3 separate regions of the Homo sapiens genome follow, and regions 1 and 3 are each linked to region 2. Evidence: chromatin contacts called from ENCODE Hi-C or POLR2A ChIA-PET data. All regions are on one chromosome and are shown on one strand. Each heading gives the region's core, a stretch centred on a gene start or an enhancer-like site at or near the end of the contact. The rest is flanking DNA. Distances are from core to core; before and after follow the strand shown.

What was found. A loop is a pair of places that touch in the nucleus more often than their neighbours do. ChIA-PET counts read pairs that join two places held with the same protein, here RNA polymerase II (POLR2A). Pooled maps may share reads with other maps.
Region 1: a loop to region 2 is called in a map of CD4-positive, alpha-beta T cell, with 25 times the contacts of the local background. The contact joins the promoter of EHD4 here to the promoter of GOLM2 in region 2. A Hi-C loop is called at or near these places in 1 of 168 maps with a recorded cell type or tissue (CD4-positive, alpha-beta T cell) and 5 of 50 pooled maps. POLR2A ChIA-PET finds 5 or more read pairs at or near these places in 1 of 52 experiments (WTC11).
Region 3: a map of CD8-positive, alpha-beta T cell shows a loop between it and region 2 (18-fold over the local background). The contact joins the promoter of TMEM87A here to the promoter of GOLM2 in region 2. A Hi-C loop is called at or near these places in 2 of 168 maps with a recorded cell type or tissue (CD8-positive, alpha-beta T cell and naive thymus-derived CD4-positive, alpha-beta T cell) and 8 of 50 pooled maps.

What each region holds. Positions count from the first base shown.
Region 1 is chr15:41,971,274-41,975,975 of GRCh38, reverse strand. It overlaps EHD4 (EH domain containing 4), which reads left to right and starts at 3,419. Exons shown (of 6, transcript NM_139265.4): 1 at 3,419-3,717. The coding sequence starts at 3,482. PLA2G4E-AS1 (PLA2G4E antisense RNA 1) reads right to left here and starts at 3,213. Exons shown (of 4, transcript NR_120334.1): 1 at 2,978-3,213; 2 at 2,018-2,172. RefSeq lists silencers at 3,368-3,497, 3,538-3,607, 3,708-3,977.
Region 2 is chr15:44,287,457-44,292,212 of GRCh38, reverse strand. GOLM2 (golgi membrane protein 2) reads right to left here and starts at 3,494. Exons shown (of 10, transcript NM_138423.4): 1 at 2,857-3,494. The coding sequence starts at 3,183. RefSeq lists a silencer at 3,218-3,577 and enhancers at 3,388-3,682, 4,078-4,147, 3,529-4,435.
Region 3 is chr15:42,271,114-42,276,079 of GRCh38, reverse strand. It overlaps TMEM87A (transmembrane protein 87A), which reads left to right and starts at 2,647. Exons shown (of 20, transcript NM_015497.5): 1 at 2,647-2,825; 2 at 3,957-4,017. The coding sequence starts at 2,682. GANC (glucosidase alpha, neutral C) reads right to left here and starts at 2,879. Exons shown (of 24, transcript NM_198141.3): 1 at 1,570-2,879. The coding sequence starts at 1,598. RefSeq lists enhancers at 1,486-2,685, 2,658-2,887, 3,048-3,297.

The sequences.
Region 1 (4,702 bases), core at 2,170-4,669, 2.3 Mb after region 2:
CATATGTATACAATGGTGAAACCATAACCACAATCAAGGTAATGAATAAACCCTTCAGCCCCAAAAGCTTTCCAGTGCCTTTTGCAATCCTTCCCTCTGCTCCTCCCCTGCTGGGTCATGTGGTAAGTGTACGTTCCACTTTTTAAGAAACTGCCACACTGTTTTCCAAAGTGGTTGTGCCATTTTACATTCTGACCAACAATGTGTAAGAGTTCCAGTTGCTCCACATCCTCATCAATGATTGGCATGATCAGTCTTTCCTAATTTTAGACATTCTAATAGGTATGTGGTAGTATCTTGCTGTGGTTTTAATTCGCATTCTCCTAACAAACAACAATGTTGAACATGTCTTCATGTGCTTATTTGCCATCCATACATCTTCTTTTGTAAAATATCTGTTTAGATCTTTTTTCCATTTTTTAAATGGAAATTTTAAAATTGGGGTTTTTACTATTAAGTTTTAAGAAGTTTTTAAATATTCTGGATACAAGTCCTTTATCAGATATGTGATCTGCAAGTATATTCTGTGCCTTGTCTTGTCTTTTCATTCTCTTCACAGTACTTTCAAAGGTCAGAAGTTCTCAAGTTTAATGAAATCCAATTTACCAACTTTTTTTTCCTTTAAGGATTGTGCTTTTGGTGTCACCTAAGAAATCTTTCCCTAACCCAAGTTCACAACAATTTTCTCCCGTGTTTTCTACTAGAAGTTTTATAATCTTAAGTTTTACATTTAGTTCTACATTTATATTAGTTTTATATCTAGTTCCATTTTAAGTTAATTTAGTGATGTATCTATTTAGGTTAGGTTTATTGATTGTAACGAATGTTCCATTGGTTCAGGATGTTGATAGTGGGGGAGGCTGTGTGTCGGGGAGGGTGGGGGTATATGGGAACTCTCGGTACTTTATGCTCCATTTTGCTGTGAACCTAAAACTGATCTGAAATTCACGAGTCATTATCACTTACATTCACTCTTGGTGTTGTACATTCTGTGGGTTTTGACAAATATATAATGACATGTATCCATCATTATAGTACCATAAAAAGTAGAGCCACTGCCATAAAAATCCTCTGTTCTCTGCCTGTTCATTCCTTCCTTCTCCCTAACACCTAGAAACTACTGACCTTTTTACTTCCTCCATAATTTTGCCTTCTCCAGAATGTCATAAAGATGAAATCGTACAGTACATAGCATTTTCGGATTGGCTTCTTTCACTTAGTAATAGGCATTTAAGTTTCCTCTGTGTCTTTTTATGGCTTGATAGCTCATTTCTTTTTAGTGCTGAATAAGATTCCATTGTCTGGATGTACCACAGATTATCCTTTCACTTACTGAAGGACATGTTAGTTGCTTCCAATTTTTGGCACTTATGAATAAAGCCACTATGAACATCCATGTACAGGCTTTTCTGTGGATATAAGTTTTCAATTCATTTGGGTAAATACTAAGGAGCTGATTTCTGCATCATATGGTAAGATTGTATTTATATCCGTTTGTTTTTATGTATTCTAAAAAAATACATCGAAGCTTTTACTTTTGTTGTCAAATATGTCAGCCTTTGCTTTCATAATTTCTGTCCTTAATGTTGGTTAGAAAGGCTTTTCCACCGCCAAATTGTATAAATCTCTTGTACCTTCTTCTAGTAGTGCAGTGGTTTCATTTTCTTTTTACATTTCAATCTTTGTTTTATTTTGACACAAGGCAGATGTCTAACTTTATTTTCCCTTGGCTTTCTTTTCACTTCCCTAGTTACATACAATTCCCTCCAACTATGTGACCCACACAACAACTCCAAAGGAGTTTCCATTTTGCTCTTAAGGAAACTAGGGCAGAGAGGTAACTCATCACATTTAAAATCACACAGCCATTAATTTACATAGTCAAGGTTCAAACCCAGATCTTTTGATGCAAAGTCCTGTTCTCTCATACTCCAAGTATGGTCCAGGGATGGGTAGCATTGGCAATACCCGAGAGCCTGTTAGAAATGTAGAGTCATGGGCCCCATCCCATACCTACCGAATCAGAATCCGCATTTCTGTTAGGTTGGAGAAGTACTGCAGGGTGTACTGTTTCCCCAGACTTAGGCCACATCAGAGTCACCTAGGGCATCTGTTGAGCTCCATCTCTCCTCAATATTTTAACTCAGTAGGTCTGGACTGAAGACCAGGAATCTGCATTTTAACAAGCATCCCAGCTCATAAATGCATATATGCAGGTGGCCCCATGGATCACACTTGAGAAATGCTCTAAAACAACTAAGAAATATTCCTAAGCTACAATCAAGGACACAAAAGGTGATTATTTCCCCCAATCTCAACTTAGATAAGTGAGTATCCTTTTAACCTAGAAAAGAAACAGGCCAGGGGCGGTGGCTCACGCCTATAATCCCAATACTTTGGGAGGCCAAGGCAGGCGGATCATCTGAGGTCAGGAGTTCAAGACCAGCCTTACCAATATGGTGAAACCCCATCTCTACTAAAAATACAAAAATTAGCTGGGCATGGTGGTGAGCGCCTGTAGTCCCAGCTACTCAGGAGGCTGAGACAGGAAAATTGCTTGAACCCGGGAAGCGGAGGTTGCAGTGAGCCGAGATCGTGCCACTGCACTCCAGCCTGGGCGACAGAGCGAGACTCCGTCTCAGAAAACAACAACAACAACAAAAAACAGCTAGGAGGTGACAATGACTCACATGTCAATATGTGGAAATAAAGTTGTAATAATGAGGATAATGTAATAATGAGAGTAATGACTAAATTTTCGGCTTTACAGAAAAACACATAAAGAAAACTAAGGGGAAAAAGCCTTTAGCTGATCCAGAATTTAGTGAGGGCAATGTGGAGAAGTAGGAGAAACGGCTACTCAAATAGATTCCAGTCCACTTCCCCTCAAGATTGTGTCAATTATGCCCGTGAGCCTGGGTCTCTTGGCCTGTAAAACGGAGTCATAACCACCCGCCCCCGGGAAGACAGAACCTGCCTGTCCACTTTCTGAACTTTTCATCCCCAGTATCGACGTCCAGAGGCCTGAATGAGTAAACGTTCCAGGAGATGGAGCAGCCTCCGGAGGCTCGCTTTGGGCAGCTCAGATTTACCCGGAAGCCGATGCCACCTGGCCAGAGGTGAGGCACCGGCAACCAGAAGGGGGCCCTGAGCATGACCGGTCAGTGCCACCCGGCCGGGAAGACACCATCTCCCCGCCCAGTCCTCTAGAATGACTCCGTCATCAATAATTCATTAAGAACCTCCTCTCAATTGGCTGACGCCTTCAGCCCTCTCTGGCAGAGATCCAATCAGGAAGGACCTGAGAGAGCTCGTCTGAATAGTGGGCGAGCGCGCGTGACGTAGCGGCCGAAGACTGGCTGTGGCAGCACAAGGCGGGGCCCTCCTCGGGCGGCGGCCAGCGCGGCCGGGGCGGCTCAGTGCGAGCCGGGGAGAGTCGAACCCGGAGCAGGGTCCCATCCGAGCGTGGACTGGCGGCAGGATGTTCAGCTGGATGGGGCGGCAGGCGGGCGGGCGCGAACGCGCTGGCGGCGCGGACGCGGTGCAGACGGTGACGGGCGGGCTGCGCTCGCTCTACCTGCGCAAGGTGCTGCCGCTGGAGGAGGCGTACCGCTTCCACGAGTTCCACTCGCCTGCGCTGGAGGACGCCGACTTCGAGAACAAGCCCATGATCCTGCTGGTGGGCCAGTACAGCACCGGCAAGACCACCTTCATCAGGTACCGTCACCGCCCCTCGCCCGGCTCCCGCCCCGCTCCGCCCTCCCCACGTGTGCGCCGCAGTCGGCCGCCTCCCGCCGCTGCCCCTCCCGGCCGGCGCGACCTCGGGGACCCCTCCCGGAGCTCGGCGCCCGGTGCCCTCGGCCCCGCCCCGGCTGGCCAGCCCCGCGCGCTGGAGGGTCCCGCGAACCCGCGCCCTGCGCACTCCGAGCCCTCCTTCCTTGCGGTTCGGAAGGCGTTGCTCCCGCTGGCCTCGTCCGGTCGCCCTGGCGGGAGGGTCCAAGGGAGAGAGGGGGCGCGAGCCATAATCAGCATATTCTTGACGAGGGAGTGATGCCTAGGGATGGAAATGGGGGGAGAGGCGTAGGGTATCCGAATGGGACAGAGTCCTAGTTGGAGAGTTTGTTTAACTATTCATTTGTTCAACTATTTCTTGAACAAATGAATGGCAGCAGGAGAGCGTATCGCCCAGGCCCCCTTCCCTTGAGGTCTTTACGTGCCACCCCACAGTGTTGTGGGGAGGGGATAAAGAGGCCGCCTACGTTCAGTTCATGCACCGCCTTTAGCCGCCCGTAGGAAGTGAGCTGCGTGTAGCAGCCGCACCAGCCTGTGGAACTAAGGGGGAGTGTCATATTACTATTTGTTAGTTTCCATTTCTTAGGTGGGTCATTCCCTCCTCGCTTACCCTTGACAACTGAAAATATTTGTCATGCTTACCGTGTTTCTGAAAGCACACAATCACTGTGCATACCCTGTGGTTCAAATCATATAGTTTCAAAAGAAGTGACTTTTGCTGGGAAATTATTTAGACAGAAACAGATTGCTTTGTTGATCACCTGTTTTATTTCTAAAGCAGCCAGCATATTTAGGCTCACTGTTTTTGGTAAGAAGAACTTATTTTTCTGACTTAAGCCGTGTATCAGTTGAAACAAAGTGCTGATCATTTAAGGTTTTGGTCCAGGGTTTTGGAAATTGTAACAATCTC
Region 2 (4,756 bases), core at 2,245-4,744:
AAAAAAAAAAATATATATATATATATATGTATGTATACACATATACACACACAGAACTGACATTCAATAAGAGATACAGTCTTGTGAGCCAGCTGCATAAAATATTAGCCAAACACTTAAAAGTAGTTAAGATACCCAGGGCAATATTTCCCAAACTAGTGGGCTTTGCTATATTATTCTGTGCCATAATAGGTAGGCCATGAAAATAGTAACCTGTGATCAAATAAACTAAACAAGACTGAGTTAAACAAAATTGAATAGCCTTCTTTATTAATGGATTTCTCAGAGCTTTTATATTCCAGCAGGCATTATGAATTCCAAGAGGAGGATACACTAACATTTCCCTCCAAAAAAGGTTTTCATTTTTTTCTCCTCACCACCTAAGAAATATTACAAGAAGGGTATTCTGTTTAACACTACTTTGGGGAATACTGCTCTTATGGGAGAGCAAAGGCTCAATAACAGAGTCCCTTACTAGGTGACTGGAAAGAAAAAATAAATCCAGCAAAGAATATAGTGAAGAAGATAAGACTGGAGAGTCCAGTATAACAGAAGCAAGAAAGAAAATAGTTTCCAAATAGCTAGAGACAATCAACAGGATCAAACTACTGGGAGGTCAAATACAGTAAGAATAAAAATATTCTTTGGTTTTGACTAGGAAGACTGCCATTTGTGACCTTCAAGAGAATAGTTTCAAAAAAGGGGAGGAAAGAAAGATGGCAGACATTTTAAGATTAGGATGGTTATGAAAAAATAGGTAGATGGAACATTTGTAGACCATCAATAATTTGACTTTAGCAATGAAAGTGAAAAAACAAATGGGTTGGTTGGGAGAAAGGAATATACAGATTTTTTTTCCTTTACTGAGAACAGGGGACACCCACATACTGTTGAAGGTAAAAAGTGAAACAAACTGAAAGAGACAGTTCAGTAGAGCTGGGCAAGGTGGTGCACACCTGCAGTCCCAGCTACTCAGAGGCTGAAGCAGGAGGATCACTTGAGCTCAGGATTTCAATGCTATAGTGCATCATGCCTGTGTAACAGCTACTGCACTCCAGCCTGGGCAACACAATGAGACCCTGTCTCTTTAAAAAAAAAAAAAAAAAAAGAGGCTGGGCATGGTGGCTCACACCTGTAATCCCAGCACTTTGGGAGGCTGAGGCGGGCGGATCACCTGAGGTTGGTAGTTCAAGACCAGCCTGACCAACATTGAGAAACCCCTTCTCTACTAAAAATACAAAATTAGCCAGGCGTGGTGGTGCATGCCTGTAATCCCAGCTACTCAGGAGGCTGAAGCAGGAGAATTGCTTGAACCCCGGGGGGGCGGAGGTTGCAGTGAGCTGAGATCACGCCATTGCACTCCTGCCTGGGCAACAAAAACAAAACTCCGTCTCAAAAAACAACAACAACAACAACAACGACAACAACAAAAAGTCCAATGGATGAAAGAATGGAATCAAGAGTATTAATTACAACAAGAGACTTTCCTTTGAGACCAGAGAGAAGAATGTGAATTGTAATGCTCAACCATGCCAAGTAGGAAGACCTTACTTTAATACTCCAAACTTTCATGGATTTCTACCTACTCTGCCCGAGAGTTTTTCAGTCTTTAGAGTTAAGCATGCAGCGCACATATAAATGTACTGATTCCTTGACCCTATCATAGCATGTCTATGTTATGGTGAAGAGGAGGGGGTTATAGGGAAGCACTTAGCTGAGGGCCTTAATCTTCATGAAATAAGAAAGCCAGGTAGAGGCTGTCAACAGGAAAGTTAGAAGCTCACAGACAGTTTAATTCATAATGACTTACCCTTAAGTGATTTTGATATGCAAAGTAAAACTTGTAATTATAATGGGCATTTACACACAAAAATGTGAAGATTACCAAAGAAGTGTATAGAAAGGCATCTACTATCCTGCCCAGAAATTTTCATAACTCTACTATACCTACAGAAGTTGCTAAGTCATAAACTATTAATATAGTTACCAATGAGCTAATGAAAACAAGGATTATTTAGTAGCAAGTATGATTACAGTTCAATTTTAAACTTTTTATATTTAAAACTTTGTATAGTTTTCCATCTGCATAAAACACCAACCCTAATAGCAACTTAGCTATACAAAATTTCATTCTATTTTCTTTCAATGAAGACACTGACATGACATTCCACTGCTTAAAATTTATTTTCAGATTCTAATCTTTTGGCTGATTTCATTAACAATTCAAATTGAGTAGATAATGATGGATCAACTATGTCCAAGACACAAGTGTGTCTCACATATAGCTCGAGGGCCCATCTATCATAACATTTTGATCACAAAAAGGCAGTCATAGCTGATTATTTAGTTATTCAATACATCACCCTATAGAGATTTTAAAAGTCACACAGCTTAAAAAATATATGATGACTACCATAAGTAGAGGAGTCAGAGGCGGCTTCGTTCTTTAAATAACGAAATTAATATTGATCAGTGTGCACGGAATAAAAATGAGACAATAACCACACCAAACCTGGCAGTCGCCAGATTTGTGTGTCTTTGAAGGTAAGGGGGCCACACAGGCCAGATGATTACTACTGCCAACTCACCAGCTGAGCTTAGAGAATAGGCAGCATCTGCACACAGTCCACTCTTGAGAACCAGAATTTACAGTCATTTTTTTCTGGCAGGGACCAGAGAACGTGGCACTGATAAACTGGGAAAAGTCTGACAGAAACAGGGTTGTTGGGGGTGAAAGGAGCCTTCAGGACTGAAATACTGGAAGGCATAAGACAACAGCTAGCGGATTAACATCCCGCCCCAGACCCCGGGGAGAAAAGAAACCATGGGGTTTGAAGAGAAAAGGGTCGTCCTTACCTTGTCATCCTCGCATCTCTTCCCGAGGCCCTCTCTGGCCTGCAGCCGGCTGCTGAGGCGGCCGTAGTCGGCCTCCTTCTGGTCGATCTGTTTCTTGTGCGTGTCCACCAACAGCAAGAGGTCCGAATTGCGCTTTTCCAGCCGCCCGCGGGCCACTTCGGTGCGCTGGACCTGGCCCTGCAGCTCGGCCACCTCCTCCTGAAGCAGGACGTGGCGGGAGGAGATGCTCCAGTAGTTGAAGGCGAGGACGACGATCACCACCAGCAGCACCACCAGCACGAGAGAGGGCAGGCGGCCAGCCCGCCGGTTGGCCCCGAAACCCACCATGGGGCCAAATCGGGCTGTACCCTAGGGGCCTCGCCGCAGACACCTGCAGGCAGAAGCCCAGGCCTCGGCTGGAGTTGCCCGGCGGACACGGCCCCAGGGCCGGCCGAGGGAGGAGGCGGGCTTACCGGTCGGCTGCGAGCCGGAGAAGGGGGCGGGGCCGCAAGCCGCAGGTCCCTCCCCGCCCCCCTCCTCAAATCAGGCCAAAACGCGTTCCGGAGGCTTTGAACCCGACCCTGCACCTGCCCAAGGGAACCGGGAGAACCCAGCTGCCAGCGTCCCCCAAACCCAACACCTCACGGTTGGGAGGCGGGGAAAAAAACCGGAAAGGGGCGGATGTACCCTGGCCCCACCCACTAGCTGGGGCCGGGTCGTCTAGGGGACCATTTCCGAGTTTCCGTCGACACCCCTCTTGTCGCGAGAACGTTGCTTCCTCTCGTCTCTCTCTCTCTCTCTCTCTCTCTCTCTCTCTCTCTCTCTCTCTCTCTCTCTCTCTCGCTCTCTCGCTCTCTCGCTCTCTCGCTCTCTCGCTCTCTCTCGCTCGCTCTCTTTCTCTCTCTCTCTCTCTCTCTCTCTCTCTCTCTCTCTCTCTCTCTCGCTCTCTCTCTCTCTCGCTCGCTCGCTCTCTTTCTCTCTCCCCGCCCAGAGTTTTCTCTGTCGCGTAGGGTGTTGTGTTAATTTTGGCGGTCTCAGATGTCTCAGGTACCTGGGTCGGAGTCCTTTCTGTTGTTATCTACTGGATTCCCTTGATTCAAGGCCTAGGGAGTTCCTGCCCTACACTGGCCCTCGCGAAAATATTTGTCTTTGAGGACGTCTGGGGCTGCGACCGCGGAATAGAAAAAAATAGTAGGTGAGCTGCTGCCAAAAAGGAGCGACTAGAAAGGTTTTGTACTTGCTTCTGTAGAAGGGGAATTTCTCTTTTGTGCTAATGATGTGGAAAGAAAAAACAAAAAGACTGTAAAATAGCGATGCCCTAAACATAATGGAGAAAAGCGGGAGAAACCAAGCTTTAGGACTGAAAGGGGTGGTGCCAGTCTCGTTTCCTAGGTTACTGCTTTCACGAACCGAAAGAATTTCAGAATGTGGCGAGCTCCAATTTTTAAACGCACTGCTGCTTTTGCCTCAGCTGGGCTTCCAAACAGAAAGTCCAGAAGCTGCCCTCGATGAATCGTAACTAATGCACTGTTACTGCCAGCGAACACATTCCGGGTTAGAAATAATAGCTCTAACAAATTGTTTTGCGCGCCTAGTCTCATATTATCTTCTCAACAACGCAATTTTACAGATGAAGAATCCAAGACACATAGATGTTTGGGAACTTTCTCTTATCTGGTTTTAAATAGGCTTGAATCCAGATCATTGAACTCTAAACACCAGTGCTGTCTGCATATAGCAGATTGTTTATATGTTAAGTGTGAATTTCAGTAGTGCAAAAAAAAAAACAAAACCTGCCTCTTTTTTTTTTTTGCATAATTATTTTGTCCGTGCATAGAGAAATAAAAAGGTACTGGCTCTAACCTGTTTAAGGAGAGGATGGGGTTGCCTTATTTTTCAGACCTCAGGTTGAAGAACTTCC
Region 3 (4,966 bases), core at 1,398-3,897, 2.0 Mb after region 2:
GACATATTCTTTTGAAATAATGACTGAAGGCTATGACCACAAAAGTAAAATCTGAAGGAGGAAAACCAAAACAGCATCCCAAAACGAACAAACCAAAACCAACCAACCAGACAAACTAAGAACCATAACCCACCCACCGATTTATTCAAGAAAATATTTTCAGAATATTCTTCCTGAGAGCTGGGCTCTGAGGAAGATATGAACTGTGTTCAAGCTATCAGTTAGGGTTTTACCAGCAATCACAATACAAGCTGACAAATGCTTTAATAGAGGTGCAAGGTGCTAGAATAAGAACAGAACAGACGTAGAAGGGGAATTTCTTGCTTTTTAAGATGAGGTGACAAACTAGGGGCCATGTTTTTTAAAACCAAGTTTCCAGAAGAGCTGTTTCTGGGATAAAACATGAATGAGATATATGTATATTGAAGTTTGAGTATATGTATTTAAACTAGCCTCCATCTGATTAAAACAACTACAGATTATAAGGAGAAAAAAAAATTACACCGGCTTTCATGCACTAGTGTGGCCGAATGCATCTGTAGTCAGCATGTCCATGATTATGTAGAAAGCTATGACTGAACACAAACGTCGAAATATTATGAAAACAAGCCCAGGCAGATATACTTGGCCATACTAAAAAACTGTTTGTCCTTCACTGAACTCAGTCTTTGTCCGTTTATTTTAATTTATTAAAAAAATTTTTTTTGAGACAGGATCTCGCTCTGCCTCCTACGTTGGAGTGAAGTGGCACGATCTTGGCTTGCTGCAACTGCCGCCTCCTGGGCTCAGGCTATCTTCCTGCCTCAGCCTCCTGAGTAGCTGGGACTACAGGCCCACATCACCACGTCTGGCTAACTTTAAAATTTTTGTAGAGACAGGGATTCAGCATGTTGCCCAGGCTGGTCTGAACTCCTGGGTTCAAGCAATCTGCCCACCTATAGGCCTCCCAAAGTGCTGGGATTACAGGCATGAGCGAACCGGCCCAGTTTATTTTAATCAAGTGTACAAAGATTGGAGAATCTTTTGTTTCCTCTTTACAGCTTCGAAGAATTAACTCTGGGATGATATAGGAAGGGGTGATTATAGATGAATTTGGAAAGCAACATGCCTGAAATTCACGTGTTAAGAGTTCTGATTGCAACTTTTCCACTGTTAATGTTATTTAACCATCCTTTTTTTTTGGAGACAGGGTCTCACTTTGTTGCCCAAGCAGTGGCAAGATCACAGCTCCACTGCAGCCTCCAAATCCATCCTCCCAGTGGTCTCCCAAGTAGCTGGGACTCCGAGGGGGCGGGGAGGGGGTCTCGAACTCCTGAACTCAAGCGATCCTCCCACCTTAGCCTCCCAAAGTGCTGTGGGATTACCTGCGTGAGCCACTGCACCCGGCCTATTTAACCATCCTGAAAGTATTTTATGAGAGGCTATTAATATCAACTAACTTCCCGCGAATTGAGAGAAAAGATAAAGGTCAGCAAATACCAAATACGCAAATAAGAAATGCAATTAAAACACTATTCCCTGTTTCTAGGGACCCTGGGGTCACTCGCTACAGAAGCACTTGGCCTTTACCTTATTTCCTCTTTCACTGCTGCTTCCATGGCTTCTCTGTCACTCCGACCAGCTCCCAGCTCTCAGGACAAGGGCCCTGGGCGATCTTTTAAAAAAGCCGATTGGGTGTCTTTCTAAAATTACAACCAGTACTTCATCGTCAAGTTTCTGGGAAGGGAGTCCCCTCCAGATTCTCATGGAGTGACAAATCTTGACTCTTGCTCCTGGAATTTTTCAGGCCCAAACTAGCGTTTCTACAATGATTTATTTGGCAAATTTGTCTTGATTATGGGTGGCTGATGAGGAACGTGCTTTTGTTAGGAACCGAAACTGGGCGGCGGTGAGGGCGTGTACGCAATGAGTCCTAGAGGGTAAAAATCAAGAGCGTTAAGAACCTGGAAATGCCGAGACGGCCTCCCTGACTGGGACGAAGCATCTGCAGATCTATCTCAGTGGCGGGGTCACGCCACAGATTTTGAAAACTGACCCTCTCTGTCTCCGTTTTCGGTTAAGGGTGGGAAGTGCCGGCCGGGTCTTTGCTGGAGGCTAGGTCTCCAGCCAGATTGTACTGCAGCATCGTACTCTTCAGGGCTAGAAGGGGCCTTTGAAGGTTGTTACACTACCCAGTCTAGGAATCGCGTGTACTCCACCACCGCCGAATTCCAGCCTTTGCTTAAATACCACCCAAACCGGAGAACTCACTACTAGACGCCACTTGGGCAGCCAGGCTTAGGGCTTTTCCAGACTTTCTGGCCCCAAAGTCTGACATTGACTTAGAAGGGATGAAGGGCTGGGGCGAGCGGAAGTAGAGAGCCAAATCCTGCACGGGGTGCCTGCCTGGTCCTAAAACCTTTAACGGCTGGGAGACAGAAAAGACTCAGGCCAGGCTGGCATGTAGCGATCTCTCTAACCCAGCTGACCAGGTTCCAACAGGATGACGCCTGCGCAGTAGGTCCAAAGTCTCACGGCGCACAGACGACTGTCTGAGAGAGGGGCCGCTACGCCGCACAGCAAACAAGCTCCGCGACGTTTCCAGGACCCGGATAATCCCGCCCTTAGAGCAGAGCCGGAAGAAGGCGGGACGAACCGGAAGAGGGTGAAATGCTTTCGGTAGGCACTCCACGGCTGTGAAGATGGCGGCGGCTGCGTGGCTTCAGGTGTTGCCTGTCATTCTTCTGCTTCTGGGAGCTCACCCGTCACCACTGTCGTTTTTCAGTGCGGGACCGGCAACCGTAGCTGCTGCCGACCGGTCCAAATGGCACATTCCGATACCGTCGGTGAGTATTCACTTCACTAACGTCTGAACCTAGAGGAGCAAGGGGTGGGGCTACGGCGGCCCAAGGGGTCCATGAAGGTTCCGCAAAAGTCTCTTCAAAAGGGGTGGGGTTGCTGGGATGGTCTGTGTGGCTAGCCAACTGGGACCCACCTCCCTGGAGTGGAAAGCCGCGCACTTCTGTGATTAGGCTAGCGGGAATGTAAGGGCCACTTCAGCAACAGAAAGGAGTGGTGGAGCGGCTTCTCATCAGAAAAACAGAACTTTCAGTGCCTGACTTGAGATGTAAACTTGATGTACAAACGGAGAGTTGTTTATCTTTCAGATGTTTCACAGAATCCAGTGTCCCCGGGTTGGATAAGAAAGATATGTAAATAGGAGTCTTCATTTCTTTCTTTCTTTTTCTTCCTCTGCACTTCTTGGTCCCTGGGTAATTCTGCTTACGAGATGGTTCGACTTCGCTTCAACTTTGGAATGGCTATTCTAAGCTTTACTGTGTGACTAGAAAGCATAGAGATTTAAGAAATGTGTTTTAACATGGGAATGGTTAAAATTGAAGAAATAGTACTTAAAATTTAATGTGGTAAGGCTAGTCTTTCATTTGGATAATTAACTACATGGGTTGACCCTTTCTGCCCCTTACCCATTTTAAACCTTATTTCAGTAACAGGTATAGTCCTGTGAGCAGACAAAAACCAGATGCAGGGAGGAAATGCTGAAAAGCATTAGCCCCATTAAACCTACGTTGGCCTTTTTGTTTCATTCTGCTCTGCTCACTGACTGTAATGTCCAAATCTTATTTGGGCTTTTATTATGGTAAACGTTATACCTTTTGTTCAGTGGTGAAGATTTTCAGGTGTTCAGTTAGGTTTTTACTTGTTACTAAAATGGTTAATAGTTAAGTCTTTTTAGATTTGAAAATAAAACTCTGGTTATTTGCACACAGAATAGTTCATTAGAAAAAATGATTGGTTATTCTGAGCAGTGATTGGTGAGTAAAGGGAATGAACTGATTAAGGGGTACGTCCCATAAAGATTTAAGTTAAGTTGGAATTTCTAGCAGTCTTAGATAGTTATATGATGCTTTGGTAATTGAAGCCATCTGAGGCTAATTATCTTTCCTTTATGTTTGCAGGGGAAAAATTATTTTAGTTTTGGAAAGATCCTCTTCAGAAATACCACTATCTTCCTGAAGTGTGAGTTTTTGAATTTCATGAAGTTTTAATTTGAATTTTAAAAATTTATAGGTAATGTTTTAAATTACCTATTTTATAAGTTCTGAAATCTAATAGTCTGGCATTATCTAGGTATAAATATTTTTAGTATTACTAAGGTCCTTTTACTGAATCATCTTCAAAGTACTCGTGTGAACTTTATTTTCTTCTCTTGTTTTTCTGGTGTTTACATTGCATATATACACTATGTAGACATTATATATTAGTATATATAATGTATATATTAATATATATGCTGTATATACTACATTGAATATTCAGTCACATCTCAGTCGAATTACATTTACAGTTGATACTTTCTGAGAAAAGCATCCTTAGGTGATTTTGTCATTATGCAAACATCATAGAGTATACTTAAAACTGGATGGCACTACACGCCTAGTTTGTATGGTACAGCCTATTGCTCCTAGGCTATAAACCTGTATAACATGTTACTGTACTGAATGCTATAGGTGGTTGTAACACAATGGTAAGTTTTTGTATATCTAAACATAGGAAAGTAGAGTACAAATACGATATTACAATTTTATGGGACCCCCGTTGTATATGTAGTCTTTCATTTACTGAAATGTTATGTAGTGAATGACTGTGATTATGTTGGGGTTGATTCCCTGCATGGTGGTTTTAATCTGTTCTGTGTAGATTAAAGAGGTTTTACTCTTGTGTGCTTGTTAAATGTTTACTGCAAACATGACCTAGGTTTGTCAGGCCGTTGGCTGTGAAGGAATATATTTAGTAGATCCTTTATTTACAAAAGGAGTATTTTACTGCTTTGGAAGAGGAAGCTCAGATATTATCAAGAAATAGGGATTATGTAGAACAAAACTAGTTTGTCTAGTGGAAAAATGACTGTATCTGAATCTAAAGTATCCCATTGTGTGTTCAGTAAAAGCTTCCTTTTAGTTCTGAA